Regions from separate parts of the Homo sapiens genome. Here region 1 is linked to region 2. The links are chromatin contacts, found by Hi-C or POLR2A ChIA-PET in ENCODE. All regions are on one chromosome and are shown on one strand. The core of a region is the stretch at or near the end of the contact, and the rest is flanking DNA. Distances in the headings are between cores, read along the strand shown. Region 1 overlaps FRAS1 (Fraser extracellular matrix complex subunit 1). Region 2 holds the start of FRAS1 (Fraser extracellular matrix complex subunit 1).

Region 1 (2,700 bases), core at 124-2,623, 480 kb after region 2:
AATAGTTCTATTTTTAATTTTTTGAGGATGATCCATACTGTTTTACATAATGGCTGCACCAATTTACACCCATGACCATATTATTTAGAATTTCCAGTTGAACCTCCTTCTAGCATTACCCTTTCTCTGCCTAATTGTTCTCCTTATCACCTGTTACCTTTTAGCATGCTATATTATTTTTTATTTATTTTGCTTACTATTTCCTTAGAACGTAACTTCCCTGAGATCATGTTTTTCTGTTTCGTCCACAGATGAATTCCTATTACTAGAATGATGTCTACTGTATAATATATGCTCAGTGAATATTTGCTGAATAAATGAGCCCTGGGGCACTAGAGATCATGGAGTAGAGAGCTGGTCCAGAGACTGAAAGAAGGCCAGTCTGGCTAGATCCCAGAAATGGAGGGAAGGGGAAGAGTAGCTGGAGATGAGGCTGTAGAAATAGGCAGAGGCCAGAGCTTTACCGGTCATGGCAAAAATATTGCTCTTCCTTCTAAGGGATATGGGAAACCACTGAAGGATATTAAGCAAATTTGAGTTTTTGAAAATGACACTGGCTCATGCGTTGCATGATAGATGTAGAATAGCCTAGACAGAACTAATAGTGACTCCAGGGAGAACACTTAAGGTGCTGGCACCTCTTTTTTTGCCTTTCACTGAGATAATAACACTAGAAGGAAGAGCAAGTTTGCAAGGGAAGAGCATACTGAGTTTGGGTTATCTGACAGCCATGTAGAGCTACCATTTGACAGCCAGATATGTGTTTCGGAGCTTAGAGGAGAAATCTGGATTAGATAGTTAAATTTGGCATTACTACCTTTGAGATAGCAAATGCACTCAGTGACAAGGCTGAGATCATCTTGGGTGAAGTTATTGAGGGAGAACAATAAGGGTCCCAGAACTGAGCCTTGGGAGCGCTTATCTGCCAGAAGGAGACACGGAAGGAAGGGGCTCAGGAAGAAGGCTGGGGAGGTAGGCACACAGAGCAAGGCAAGAGAGTATCGCCTAGCAAGTCCTGAAAGTGGGACATGCGATAAATAAAGTTTTGATCAGGTTGAAAGAGTCAAAGCCTCAGAGCATGCAGCTCTGGGAAGAAATCTAGCTGGACTCCAAAGCGGGGAGCACTTTAGAAGTCAAAGGGCAATTTTGGGAGCCCCCAGAGTGAAAGGGCCAAAAAAAGCAAAGAATACCAAAGAGCCTAAAGAGTAATTAATTATTTTTTAAGACTAATTATTTCTGTTCAAAAGAAATAACTACCAAATAAAGTCCTTTTACCTTACACATCCCTTTATTCAGTGAATATTTAGTGCCCACAACAAAGCTCTGTGTACAATCCTGTGGAGGGTGGGGAAGGGAGGGTGACTCAAATGACATATGCAAAGCTGACCCTGCTCTCAAAGAGCTCTTTGTTTCTCCTTGCATTTAGATTCCTGATACCCATTGCATTCCAGCAGACCAACCGCCCTGTGCCAGTTGTGTATTCACTTAACACTGAATTTCAGCTCTGCAATAATGAGAAGGTGTTCCTAATGGATCCCAATACATCTGATATGTCACTAGCAGAAATGGATTACAAAGGAGCCTTTTCAAAAGGTGAGTTGCTTCCTCCACCTGCAGAAAGAGGCTCTGCCTGGATATGAGAAGCTTTTGCTAAGTCACCGGACTGGCATCTCTGCTCATATGCTCTCAGTCACCACCCCAGTAAAGATCCCCCAGGGTTGGTTCCAGGACAGCCAGGACTGAATCTAGGTACAGGCCCATTTCATGCTGTTTCGAAATCAAATCACACACTTGGCACTATAATGATTGGCAGTGTGATGCCATGGGAAAGCACTGGTCTGAGTAGTAAGAATACTGGCATTTCCGACCAGATTCTAGCACATTGTCTAACTCTGGGTCAGTTATTTCCTCAAATCCCATTGCCTCCCAGTCTCAAAACGATGCCAAACATGTGTGTTCTCCATCATGCTTTCTCTGCTGAAAATGGCTCACTTCACGGTCACTTCTCTATCCGTTTACCACAGGCTGGATTCTATCCTATCTTTCTCTTGTCGATGACACCAAATTGATGTATTCTGGCACTTTTTTCCTGTTGGGTTTCCTTTGCATCAGCCTCACCCGACACCATCTTGCCTCTCAGATGACTCCTTCTCACTCTCCTGTCCCTGGCCTCCATCCTCTGCCCCTTCCGTGTTAGTGTCCCCAGATTCCATGCTTGGCTCAGTCTATTCCTACTCTGAGTGCTGCCTCTGGTCATCCCCATGGCTTGGGCCATCCCTTTACTCTGAACTTCTTACACTCCTACTGTTCTGCGGCCATTCCATAGGATTTGACCTCATCCTGGATCTCTCCGAGCCTCATTTCTATGTTTCCACATGCAGATATGAAACTACTGAAGCTCTCCAAGCAGCATGTCTTTCAGACACCTAGAGATGCCCAAGTCTGGACTTGTCTCCTTCCAAGCATGCTCCTCCCACATCTGCTACCCTGCTGACTGCGTCACCATCCTCTATGTGCCCCAACCAAAAATCTCAGGGTTATCCTCAACTTCCCCTTCCTACATCCTACGTCCCATCTATCATTAAGATGAGTGGAGTCTGACTCCTAGACATTTCTTGAGTTCATCCTCTTGCCTCACAGCTATATTTTAGGTGCCTATCTCTCACTAGAGGATTAAAATAGCCCCTACCAGGTCTCTGT
Region 2 (2,700 bases), core at 107-2,606:
TCTCCTTTGTTCTGGCTGAATAGTAACACTGACAGGGACCTGCCAGTTTCAAGTTATTCCAGTTATTCGGAAAAGTGAATTGTTCCAAGTGGCGTCAGTGCACGTTAGAACGTGGGCCCGCGTCATGGTGTTCGTGAAGACTGGAAACAAGTGGGACCCCCGCCAGCACAGCTCATGCAACTGCTTCCCCTCCAACAGTTTCGCCCATCCCGACTCAATTGAGGGACCCGAGACGTTTCTTCTCTGGGCCAATCAGAACCCAGTCAGCATCTCTCTGATGCAACTGTTCCCTTATAAAACGATTAAACGTGGACCAGCTATTTTTATTCGGTCCTATAAAAATAGCTGCCGTCAGTCAGTCCTGGCGGGGAATCAAGGCCTCTGCTCTTCAAGTGCGCGCCCCAGTCGGCCGTGTCCTGATGTTACTTTCCCAGCCATTGGCATCTGGGGGCGCAGCTGGACCCACAGCTCCCAGACCGCGTTGTGTTCCACTGACAGAGTCTCCTAGGGAAAGGGAAAGGTGCATTTGCTCTCAGGCTCCGCCTAGGACACACACACCAAGATCTTCCCGGGCTGCTGGTAAAAGCCAGGATGCAACAGCCTGAGGGTCCCAGAGCGAGGAAGAAGGATCAATCAGGTCCCCCGGACGCACTTAGTTCAGCAGGAGTGGCGGGCTGTGGGGGTGGGAGGTAGCCCCAGGGCCTTTGATGTGGGCACACGCTCCCCCAGCCCGCCGAATCGGTTCCTCCCCTAACAAGGGATGTGGACACGGTTCATCTGCCTTCCGGTGTGCCTGAGCAAGAACTGTGCAACCTATCTCCACCCCCTCCGTCCCCGGTATGAGCACTTTTGATTCCTCCCCAGACAAAGCCAATCTGAACTCCAGCAGAATGAATAAAGGGATCAGGTTGCTCTCCCGGCCTCCCCTCACCTCCCTCCTCGCTTCTCCCTTTCCCCACGTGACTCTCTGGAATTTCGCCAAAGCTCCGAGTCTCTGGGTCCATTTTCACACCGAGCAAAGCAGAGAGGAAGGAGGCAAGGGAGACTAGAGGAAGGCTGAACGTGTGTCCTTTAAACACGGGGTCCAGACCCGGCGTATTTTGGGCGTTTCCAGGCTCTCTCGCCAGAGTGGCCTTGAGTTTGGGGGTCTTTTCCAGCCTCGCTAGCTTTTTCCTCCGTGCAATTAAAATTATGGCTCTTCTTCCACTCCCGTAATCATTGCACCTCTACCCTGCAGACCTCCTCCGGGGTGTTCAGCGCGGAGGTGGGTGTTGGTGTGCAGCAAGCCGCGTCCCCGCAGCCCTCCTCACCCAGGCGAGGGGCGGGGACGAGAAAGTAGCAGCAGCGCCCCCCAGTCTTTCCTCTGAAGCTTCCGAACAGTCTGCTTCAGGGAGCGCAGCCTGAGGCGGTGTGGTGCGGTGCGGCTGCAGGGCGGGCGAGTCCCCGGAGCTGCCCTCAGCGCTGCACAGTTTCCAGCGAGCGGACCCCGGCAGATGAGGTCTGCCGAGCCGGGTGGCTCGACCAAGGAGTGGGTGTGGGTGGGTCTTTCGGGGCTCCCGGCGACCCGCGGTGCCGACGCAACGCCGACGTATGGTGCCAAGCGAACTTTAAAAAGCTGCTTCGGACAAACCAGAGCCAGGATTTCCACTGTCGGGGACCCGGGATCGGAAGGGTCTAGCCCGAGGGAAATGCTGGAAGATCCCATCGGCCAGTGACCAGCAACTTTCCGGCGAGATTTTGACGCGGAGAACTGTGCTCTGCCTCCTCTTATTCTCCCAAAGCTCACGTTGGCGTCCTGCCTTGCGGGGGAACTCGGCGCGCTCTCTGCCTGAGCAGCGAGTGAATTGAACCCCAGCCCGCTCCGGCGCCTCCGGGCTGATGAGTGTCGCTCTCCGCCCGTCCATCTCTTTTTCCCGGAGGTAAAGGCCCGCGGTCCCCCACCTTCAGTGCGCCCGGGTTCCAAGCGCCGGAGCCAGCGTTTTGGCGGAGCCGCTTCTTGGATGCTGAAGGCTGGGCTCCTCCATCGTGGGTGCCGAGGCGGCGATGGGTGTCCTCAAAGTGTGGCTCGGGCTGGCCCTAGCGTTGGCGGAATTTGCAGTATTGCCTCATCATTCCGAAGGTGAGAGAGCGGTGCCGCGTGTGTGTGTGTGTGTGCGTGTGCGTGTGTGTGTGTATGTGTGAGTGATCGTGCAGTTTAAAAATCTCAGCAGGTTTTATGGTATTTCGGTGAGGTGGAAGTTTTTCTGGGAAGGGTGAGGTGGAAGTGAAACTGGAATAGGCTTTTTCTGATAAGATTCCTACTCCTGATTGTTTTGTATTCGGATTACACCCCCGAAACGGCCTCCCTCTCTGCCCTAAGTGCTTTTGGGTGGGTGGGTGGCCGATGGAGGTGACATCTCTGAAACTGATCCTTTTTCTTTCCACCACCTACCTTTCCCCGAAGGGAAAGCAACTGCATGGAGCACAGGTGAGGAGCGAACAATTGCTCTTACCTGTTTAAAAATACTTCTGTTCCTAAGAAACATACAGTCTTTCATCTTAAAGCCCCATCGCTCTCCCGCCCTCCTTACCTCAGTTAGTCTCCCCCTAAAGTCCAGTTAGGATTTTATAACTAACTGGTTGGAGCGTGTTCTGGTCGTGGGCAGTTCAGTTGCACTGAAAGAAATCTCTCCAGTACGGAGAAGCACGAACCAGCCTGCT

What was found. A loop is a pair of places that touch in the nucleus more often than their neighbours do. ChIA-PET counts read pairs that join two places held with the same protein, here RNA polymerase II (POLR2A). Pooled maps may share reads with other maps.
Region 1: a map of Calu3 shows a loop between it and region 2 (6-fold over the local background). The contact joins the enhancer-like site here to the promoter of FRAS1 in region 2. A Hi-C loop is called at or near these places in 1 of 168 maps with a recorded cell type or tissue (Calu3) and 1 of 50 pooled maps. POLR2A ChIA-PET finds 5 or more read pairs at or near these places in 4 of 52 experiments (BJ, HCT116, OCI-LY7 and 1 more).

The regions. Positions count from the first base shown.
Region 1 is chr4:78,533,023-78,535,722 of GRCh38, forward strand. It overlaps FRAS1 (Fraser extracellular matrix complex subunit 1), which reads left to right. Exons shown (of 74, transcript NM_025074.7): 71 at 1,427-1,593. Among named protein-coding and RNA genes, the nearest start is that of ANXA3, 17 kb to the right of the region's middle. RefSeq lists an enhancer at 955-2,154. Within about 2 kb of position 1,374, at least 6 of the 41 ENCODE cell types and tissues checked have a DNase peak (open chromatin) inside an H3K27ac peak, as active enhancers do; they include HCT116 and PC-9, where a contact is called at or near this core.
Region 2 is chr4:78,055,967-78,058,666 of GRCh38, forward strand. It overlaps FRAS1 (Fraser extracellular matrix complex subunit 1), which reads left to right and starts at 1,357. Exons shown (of 74, transcript NM_025074.7): 1 at 1,357-2,119. The coding sequence starts at 2,044. RefSeq lists an enhancer at 1-914.